Regions from separate parts of the Mus musculus genome. Here region 1 is linked to region 2. A link is a loop called in an ENCODE intact Hi-C map of the cell type or tissue named here. Cell type or tissue: left cerebral cortex. All regions are shown on one strand.

The links. A loop is a pair of places that touch in the nucleus more often than their neighbours do. Peaks named below come from ENCODE experiments on the same cell type or tissue, not always from the same donor. Only the 100,000 strongest peaks of a DNase experiment are listed, where the experiment ranks them.
Region 1: it touches region 2 in a loop (2.2-fold over the local background); 2 of 42 quality-filtered maps call a loop at or near these places.

The regions. Positions count from the first base shown.
Region 1 is chr4:142,468,507-142,473,506 of GRCm38, reverse strand. No RefSeq gene overlaps it. Among named protein-coding and RNA genes, the nearest start is that of Gm42339, 17 kb to the right of the region's middle. In left cerebral cortex, no CTCF peak of the experiment used is centred here; DNase peaks (open chromatin) are centred at 2,092 and 2,525.
Region 2 is chr4:142,413,158-142,418,157 of GRCm38, reverse strand. It overlaps Gm42339 (a long non-coding RNA gene), which reads left to right. Exons shown (of 2, transcript XR_003955298.1): 1 at 1-4,108. Among named protein-coding and RNA genes, the nearest start is that of Gm42339, 38 kb to the left of the region's middle. In left cerebral cortex, a CTCF peak has its summit at 3,086; no DNase peak of the experiment used is centred here.

The DNA.
Region 1 (5,000 bases), 55 kb before region 2:
GGATGGTGGGGCTCTGAACTCCGATGCTCGTGCTTTTATAGGGAGTACGTTTGATTAACTGGACCCTCTCCCCTGCCCCCCACTGGCAAGGTACAGAAAGTGTCTTCCTTTGGTGCCAGAGATGGAGAAGCAGTCCTTGTCTGCTGCAGTTATTAAAAGGGGGAGATGGGAAGGATCAGACTCCATGTTTATAAATCTTCATAGCTACACACAGATTGTATTTCCTTCTCTGATCACTACAATAGATAGCTGCCCGGGTCCTGGCATCTCCTCTTTACAAAACACTGAAAACTCTTTGGAAAAGTTTGCATTACCTTAGGAGTGGTGTGTACAGGGACTCCAAGGAGATGCTAGACACTGTTGCTCTGCAAAATAACTTTTGTCTTTTGACACTGGCTTTCCCGTTCGCTCTGCTCCTATCTTATTTGCTTTGAAAGAGGGGATTTCCAAATGGCAGAGAGGGTGGAACCCAGGCGTGTGTCGACATCTCCAAGGCCCCTCACTCTACCTCCGCAGTGGGATGAAGGACCATGCCTTTGTCTAACCCAAAAGGCGGGGCTTTACGGCTCCTCCTAAAAATTACTGTGTGGAATCACCAAGAGATTAGTTACACATGAGGATGGGGTGGTAGAAATTAGTTATTGATTGGCTATCATTTACTATCTTTCCACTGTCTTTAAAGATGCCTCGGGAGGGTCCCTGGAGTTGAGATTCTGATTCATTTCATAATACTGTGTTTGTTTCCTGAATGTTTGTGGCTTTCCAGAACTAGTTTGATGTCAGCCAGAAGTCCTAGTTGGCCTGGTTTTCACACCATGAGGACTAACTGCATATCATCTTGGTGTGAGGTGGACCTGCATCTCCACACTCTTCCCCTAACTCCTCAATCCCAATGGCACCTTTTAGAGATCTTATAGGCCCTAATTTGTGACTTCCTGGCTGCCAGGGAGTATGTAGCACATGGGCTTGGCAGGTGGGAATTGCTCACTGGAAGTCTGCCTGCCCACCCTGTAAGCCACATGGAGCACAGAAGGTCAAACTCAGGGCCTTGGAAACATTCACTGGGTATTTTATGTATTCGTCTGGTAGTCACTCCCGTGTAATACAGGATGATAGGGATGTCCCTGTCCTTTGTCCTTTTCATCCCCATCGTATGGCTGACCTTAAGAGATGACTTCTTATGCTAAGTCTGGTTAGCAGCCCATGTCAGGGGACTTACTTATTGTGTGGCTAATTTTGATTGTCAATTTGCTTTATCTGGGGAGAAGGAGCCTCATTTGGGGAATTTCCTCCATGGAATTGGTCTGTGGGCATGTCTGGGGGGCGGGGCATTTGCTTAATTGAGAATTGACCTAGGGGAGGCCAGCCTACCATGGGCGGTACCAACCCTATGCTACATAATAAAGATAGTTGAGCATGAGCCCAGAAGCAAACCAGTTAGCAGCGTTACTCCCTGATCTCTGCATCAGTTCCTGCCTCTAGGTCCCTGCCTTGTTCTTCTGCCCTGGCTTCCCTTGCTATAAACTGTAATCCATAAGCCAAACAAACTCTTCCCTCTCTCAGTTGCTTTTGGTCAGTGTTTTATCAGAGCAACAGAGAAGAGAGCAAGGGCATTTACTTGAATTCCATATCTTTAAGACCAAACCATTGAAAGGTTCCTAGCAGTAGATTCTCCCCCAACTCTGTGTGTGTATGTGTGTGTGCCTGTGAATGCATATTGCATGCATATGCATATGTATGTACCACCGTATTTTCAACTTTAAAGCTCTCTAATCATAAAAGACTCAGAATTAAGCTATGCCTAGTATGATTTCAGCAATGAATTATACTTGTTGGGAAGTTCTAACAACCCACGTGGATTAGAAGGACACATACATTGGCTGTGGTCAGAGTTCAAAGGGCCCAAATCCATCACCTCTTTCCATTCTTGTGGTTGCAAGAGCCTAGTCTCATGGCAAGCCTTGTGTGCTCCACACTGGTCTACTTGAACTATGGTCCTTGGCTCCACATGCACACCCATGCTTGCATGTACATGCACACTCCACATAGATCAGACAAGCCGGGAACTCATTCTGTCTGGTAGGTCCAGGGAGCCGGGTGTTAAGTGATCTTTCAAATACGAATTAGCCCATATTGTTTGGGTTGGATATCAGGGCAGCTGACATCTGGGATATGACACAGGTGCCACCAATACATCTCAGCATGTTGATGCCCCATAGTGCAGGTTAGCAGGTTCAGGTAGAATCCCCTAAGAAGAGACAGCATCCCTAAAGCTACAGGGTGGCCATCCGCAGCGGCAGAGTACATCCCCACAGATCCAAACTATCATCCCTGTACTCCCTAGCTGGGACCACCTCTCTAACACAGAAGCTGCCGGAAGACCCGGACTCAGAATGCTGCTTCTACCCTGTGAGGCTGCACGAGACCTAAATGATCTTGCTCATTTGATGAACCTCAGCTCTGAGCGGTGGCATGCAGGCTGTGCTCTGCAGGTCTTCCTGCTTCCCCCTCAGAATCCTCAGCCCCCGCAGACATGAAAGAAGCTGGATGGAGTCTGAGTTGAGTTTGGCAACAGCAACTGTTCAAGCAGGTGGCTTCTGTGTAAAAGGAAATCATTGGTTCTAAATTTATTCTGGTGGCTTTGTTGAGGTGGTGCTAGACCACTGGGTCGGGCTCCTGAAAAGCCCTTGACCCCTTATCCCTCTGATCAATGAGGACCTTCACCCTGGAGTTTGTAACAGGCTTCTAGACCATACTGTCAGGCTGGAGGACAGAGATTAGTTGCCAAGGGGATTTTCCACTCACTCTCTAGTCCCTGTCCCCTTCTATCTCACCACAAGCTTAGGGACCCATGAAGAGAGGACAAGGCCTTCCTCTCTCAATATTGCCTCAGCTGTACCAAATGTTCGAAGCACATGAGTCGTTTGTTATGAGCCATGTGGCCTCTGGAAGGAAGTCAGCCCAGGGCTCAGATGTTCCATTCACCTTCTGACATGTCATTGTGGCTTTCTGAGCACACCTCTGAGGTATGTGACAAAGCTCCTCGGTGTTCCAGGACCTCCTTAAAGTATGTGCTCTCTCCTTCTTGAATATTTTACTGTGGTTGCGCATGAGAACTCAGCTCAATGCCTTTGCCACAGTTTGAAGGAAATAGTAATAGCATGTATACTACATGAATCCCAGGCCCAGCATGGGGGCAGCATATACACCTAGTTTTGAGTAAAGGAGACCATGTCTCAAAGAGGTAAAGACCCTTGTCTGTAGTGACATGATAATGACCAAGATGGTGACAATATCAGGTACTATGTGTTAATGAATCTTATGGCCACCACAGGTCCTTGTAGTGACCTAAAAAACAGGTGCCTCGATAGTATCCATTTCACATACAGGGAAAACGGAGGCATAGAGATGGCATGGTACTTGCCAAAGAACATACAGTCGTTACAGGGCCAAGATCTGGCTCCAGTGTCTCTGCCCTCAGTCAGACAACACTTGGGTGCCTAGGTCAGTCTGCTACCACAAACCAGGCCAGCATCAAGCCAACAGGCCCTCTTGCTATTCAGGCCTGTGTGTCCTCCCTAGATGCCACCTTAGCAGGAAGCATCCTTAGCCTGGCTCCATTGAGAGACCCTGGAGCTCTCAGCTGGTGCTACCTAAGGCTGGGGCCTCTCCCTGAGGAAGAGAAGCTGCTTGTGAGCTTAACATCTCCAGGATCAGCAATGGAGAGAAAGCTTAGGGACTTGGATTTGGGGCTTCTGAGTCCTTAGACCGTGTGTGCTTTCTGTATCTTGGGAAGGAATGTTCTAAGCAAATCTGGAATGTGGGGTACTCTTACTCTCCCTCCAACCAGAATTTCCTTTCCCCCTGCCTCTCCCTTTATAGCCTCAGAAATTTCCCATAGCCCCCAAACATGCTCAGCACTGGACCAATCAACTTCTCATAGACCATTGCCCCGGGGTCCACATCCACAGAGCTGTCATCTGGTCATGACAACGCCTTGTCACTGAGCCTTTCTGTGCATTGTAGGGTTAGCTCTATCCTCTCCACACTCCAGCTGTGATAACCAAAAATGTTGCCACATGTCTCTTTGGTCAAAATTATCCCCAGATGTGACCTCAGGTGAGGGTCATCTTAGATTGACTGAGTCTAGGATGGACAGCCGTCTTGTCTGTTTCCTCCTGCTTCCTAGAACTCTGCCTGACACATAGAAGAGCTCAGTAAATATATGTTGAGTGAATGGGTGGGTGGATGGAAGGATGATGAGTAAGAAGATAGATGGACAAGCAGGTTATGGATGGATGGATGGATGGAATGGATGGATGGATGGATGGATGGATGGATGGATGGATGGGTGGATGGATAGGTAGAAGGATAGATTAATGGATTGACAGGCAAATGGCTAGATGGGTGGGTAGACGGATGGCTTAGGTGGATGGGTGAATGAATATATGGACAGATGGACAGACAGTATTGATCTGCAGATGTGTGGGATTGATCTACTTGTTACATGAAACATCCTGAGACTCGTTGGTTAATGGTGGGTTCTTTTTAACTGAGTGCTGCTATATCACAGTGGAAGCCCTGTTCTGAGCCCTTTATCTGTAAGTCTCCATTCATCCTTTAAAGCACCTTGTGAAGAAGACTCAGTCAGTAAAGTGCTTGCTGTGTAGGCATAAGAACCTACAAACCATGCAGAAAAGTAGGCGTAGTCGCCAACACCTGAGACTCGGCACTGCATGAAGTGGAGACAGGAGGCTCCCTGGGGATGCTGGACCACAAGCCTAGCGGAATCAATGAGCTTTGAATCAGTGAGAGACCCTGTCTCAACAACAAACAAAACGAGTAAGGTGGAGGGGAGAGCAATTGAGGAAGACACCTAACGTGGACCTCTGGACTCCATCTACATGCATGCACACACACAAACATACTCACACACACACATATACCTCACAGCACACACACAGACACTCACAGCACATACACATATTCTCATACCACAC
Region 2 (5,000 bases):
TTTTTGAGACAGGGTTTCTCTGTGTAACCCTGGCTGTCCTGAAACTCACTCTGTAGACCAGGCTGGCCTCAAACTCAGAAATCCGCCTGCCTCTGCCTCCCAAGTGCTGAGATTAAAGGCGTGTGCCATCACGCCCGGCTGGCCTTGCCTTTTTAAGCTATGTCACCAAGTGACCCCAAATGTATAGTGATAGACTGGATGAATTGTGGTCACCACTGGGAGATAGATGCAGTTATTTCACAGACTCCATGTTTTACAGAGTTGGTGCATACTAGCCACTCCCCTGCTCATATTCAGATATTAAATTTATTCAGGTGTAGTGATGCCAAAAGATCAGAAGTCAGTTACCAATGAGTAGATAATTTGTAGCCAGGCACAGTAGCACACCCCTACAATCTCAGGAAAACTATGAGTTTGGAGCCAGCCTAGGCTACATAACCAGTTACAAGGCCAGCTTTTGGCCGTGAGAAACCCTAATCTCAAAAGACCAAGAAGAAAAAGGAACAACTCAGTCAGAGCTGGCCACATAATTGTGGGGGCTACAGTTGATCTCCAGAACCCACATTTTAAAAAGGCCAGAGAAGCAAACATGGGTCCTCTGAAAGCGCAGCCAGTTGTTTCTAACCACCAAGCCACATTCCCAGCCGCTGGAATGGTATCTTTATCATCCTTATCAACACATCAGGTATATCCATCATCCTTGAAAATTCCATGTTTTCCTCCCTGGCCACCCCACCCCACCCCTCTAAGAGAATCACTGTTTTATAGTTTATCTTTGGGTTTCATTTGCCTCATTGGGAACGTCACGCACATGGGTCCTACAATGTCTGTGCCTCCCTTCCAGGCTACTTTGGCTCTGCAGAACTATCCTGAGCCCCAGCCAAGTGGCTGTGCTTCAGATGTGCGCTCATTTTTGTGTAGCCAAAGACTCTCAAACCATACGGATTGACCCCAGTTTGTTTATTCCTTTCTGAGGTTGATGGGCACGTGGACTGGTTCCAGCTGGGAGCCTGTCTGAATAAAGCCGCCTCAGACATGTATGTGCATGTCTTATGGTGGGTGTATTAACCTTGTTTCTGAGTCAATAGCTAAGACCTCTGGCTTGGGTAGCTTGGGTGACCCAAGGTCACAAGAACGGCACTTGAGTGTCAGAAGTCCTTAAGTGACCCACTCCCCACTAAGTCCCTCCAGCCCCCAATCCTGTTATTCCAGTACAGCTCAAAGGTAGCATTTGATATTGTTATATTTGTTCAAACTATGAGAACATACACACAACAAAATTCACGACTGCGAATAATATGGCACATGCCTTTAATTCCAACGCTTGGGATGGAGAAACTGGAGGATTGCTGGTTTGAAGCCAACCTGTGTTACATAGTGAAAATGTGTCAACCTGTGTCATAGTGAAATAAGTTAAAGAGCCCAGAGAAGTGGCTCAGTGGTTACGAGTACTCACAACCATGGGTAACTCCAGCCCCAGGAGATCAAAAGCCTCTTCTGGCTTCCAGAGGCACCAGGCATATATGGATATACACAAACTTGCAAGCAAAACATGCTTATGGGTTAAATAAATAAACCTAAACAATATTGAAAAGCAAAAGGAAGTTTAAACCCCACAGCGGGGTGTCCTGTCTTGGTTCACAGCTGGGATTCCTCCAAGGAGTTGTCACCATTGTCATCTTTTCCATCTTCTCAAACTGAAAGTCTCCCTTCCTCACCCCTGGCACCACCAGCAGCCACCACCACCACCATGCCTCCAGCAGTCACCCCTCTCCTGCCCCCATACCTCCAGCAGCCAACCCCACACACACACCCCAGCGCCCTCAGCAGCCACCACCTGGCTCATCATCTCAGTGAACTCCGTGGCTCTGGGTCCCTCCTATACAGTGGACTCCTCTGGGATTTTCATTTTGTATTTTGTATCTCTCTTACTTAACTTAACATAGTGTAGAAATCCCCAGGCTCAGAAGTCAGGATTCTTTTCCCTTTTTAGACTCAAAAGATATCCCATAACCTTTCTACACTCTAATGTGCTGTTTTAATGGAGAAATATTTCATATTGAGGAGGAAATTATTCTTTTTAATTCTATAATTACGCAGTCATAAATTCTCTCTGACCCACCAGGACGTCTTTGACTGTATTCATCCACAATATTATAGGCCTGAGAGTATGAAATCCAGAGGAGTGGGCACAGTGTCGATGTCACTGGATTTCTAGGATGGAATATGAGAGGGTGGGGTCTCAAGAGATGGCTCAGCAGATCCGAGCCTTGGCTGCTCTTCTGAATGGACCTGTATTCAGTTCCCAACCCTCATGTAAGGCAACTCACAACCGCTTGTAACTCCCGGTCTGGGAGATCCAATGCCCTCTCCTAACCTCCTTGGGTACCCACACATGGATGACATATTCAAACACACACACACACACACACACACACACACACACACACACACACACACACCACAGAGAGACACAGAGAGAAATACAAAATAAAGAAACTTAAAAGTCATAATAAAAATGTATGGTGTAAGAATGTCAGATAACACCATCATCTCCCGCCCCTCTCATCCCCCCATGCCCTGAGAACTAATTTTCTGGTTAATTCCTCAGAAACATCGCTCCCCCCTCCCCGTTTCTACCCCTGCCCCTGAGTTGTCGGTCCTGGAGTCTGGGAATCAGATCTCTCTGTTTGTATTTCCCTTGGCTGTTTGAGAGCCCTATCTGTCATTTCTGATACACTGTGAATTTCCTATCAGGTATGAGAAGCACCTTCAGAATGCATGATGGGCTGGGAAATGTGAACTGAAAGCCATTTAGAGGGGACCCAGGGACCTTCCCAGGGGCTGAGAAGTGCTGCTTGCCTTGCTCAGAGGTGGGGGTAGCCCTGAGAGAAGCAGGCAGAGTTAATTGCCTGGGTGTCAAACCGCCCCAGAAGTGTAAGGAAAAGAGAGTGGCCATAATTAAACCTCACTTGTTGGGATTTGACAGACTTAGCTCATCTCACAGAAGATGGGCAGGTCAGAGACTCAGCTTATATTAATAAGATGCGCTCTGGGAAGCACGGAGGAAAGTATTCCAACCTTTCTCCACATGGAGGCGCTACTCAACCCTCTATCTCAACTCATGTGCCATTAGGCTTTCTTGGGCCTTCCAAGTAGCATTCATAGCAAAGCCTTTGCCATTTCTTGCTCACATTAACTGTATTGCCTGTTGGCTGTTTTGAAACATAGATTACACTCAGTAAATATTTGTCAAATACTTGCATGAACAACGAATGCCACCTGTTTGCTACCTGTTTGTTAATGTCACCAAGCTCCTTTATAGCACACAGTGTTTCCTCCTCAGCTGCTGGCATACCCACTGGCCCCAGGGACGTTGGAAAAGGTTTCCAAGCTTAGAAAGCTAGCCTGCCCCCTCTGTCAATCACAGCTGGGTGGAATTGGCTCTTCCCTGCCCAATAAAATCTCAGGATCACCGAGGCAGTTTTTGTTCCCTAAAAAATTCTTTGGGTTCCCAGCACAAAGTAGGAACTCAATAAAATATAAAGGCTAGCCAAAGATGGCAGGCTGGAGAGCTGGCTCAGTCAGTAAAGTGCTTTCCATGCAAGCATTAGGACCTGAGGTCAATCCCCCAGGACTCATGTAAGGCAAACAAACAAACAAAAGCAAAACTAAAAGGGCCCCAAAGATTAAGTTTGTTATGTTCTTGTAACCCGAGTGCAAATTCTAAGGGGTCTAACACCTTCTGGCCTCATGTGGTAAACATACAAACATTTAGACACACACATACACACACACACACACACACACACACACACACAGACACACACACATACACACACACACACACACACACACACACACCTTTTGAAAACACCCAACATTGACCTCTGGACACCATACATGCTCTCACACACACAAACTGAAGATTGGTATCCAAGCAACAGTTCCTCCTTCATCACCCACTTGGGTATATGACAATAGTTGAACAACAGTGCCAGTGTTCTGCTTAGTTCTGGAATAGAATTCCCAAGCCTGTGTTGATGCTTGCCTAAGCAGGTATATTACTCCAGGAACAAGCTGGGCCCTAGCCCTGGACTAGACTCCTGTGAGTTTATATTTGAGTCTTTGCAATCCCCCACTGATGTACTTAGATTTCTTGTTAAGTCTTTTAAGGGCCAGCCTCAGGGTGATGGTAGCACAGGCTTGCCCCTTAGAGTCAGTGTGGGAAAGTTGGTTGGTTGACTTCATGGGTGGACAGATTGGATGTGACCTTAGCTCTGCCCCCTCCCGGCTCTTTCCTTGGGTGCATTCTGTTCTAGTCCTCAACACCCACTTTCCCATCTACACAATAGAATCTCCTAGAAAGTGATGCTAGGATTCATTGTTTATTAGTTAGTTTTGTGATATTGAGCTATTTTGAGATGAACCAACTTGTACAGAGGAAAGGTACTGTAGGTGCCGCCACCACCACCATCACCCCCAAGTAGGACCATAGCCTGGAAAACATGCTTTCAACACGTAGGCCATTAGAGAACATTCCAGATCTACCCAGTTTGCAAATTACCACACCCTGAGTGACCTCAAGTCATGTAGAGTCTTTCTCCTACAGTTCTGCTGAGGTGGGATTCGAGGGTATGTGCATGTGTGTGTGCATGTAGGGTGTGTGTGTGTGTGTGTGTGTGTGTGTGTGTGTGTGTGTGTGTTCTTTTATTTGAGACTAGGTCTCAAGCATCTTATGATATAGCCAAGAATGACCTTGACCTCCTGAATGCCATCCCTCTACTTCCCAAGTGCTGAGATTTCCAGCATTCGCCACCACACCCTGTCCATATAATACTGGCAGACTCAAACCAGGGCTTCAAGCATGCTAAGCAGTCTCTACCAACTGAGTCCGCGCCCCCACCCATTCACTGGCATTTCTAAAAGGAATCTTTGTTGGGAGGGAATCTTTACTAATTCCTTGGCACCACACTGAGAGCGGGGGATCTTTGACAATA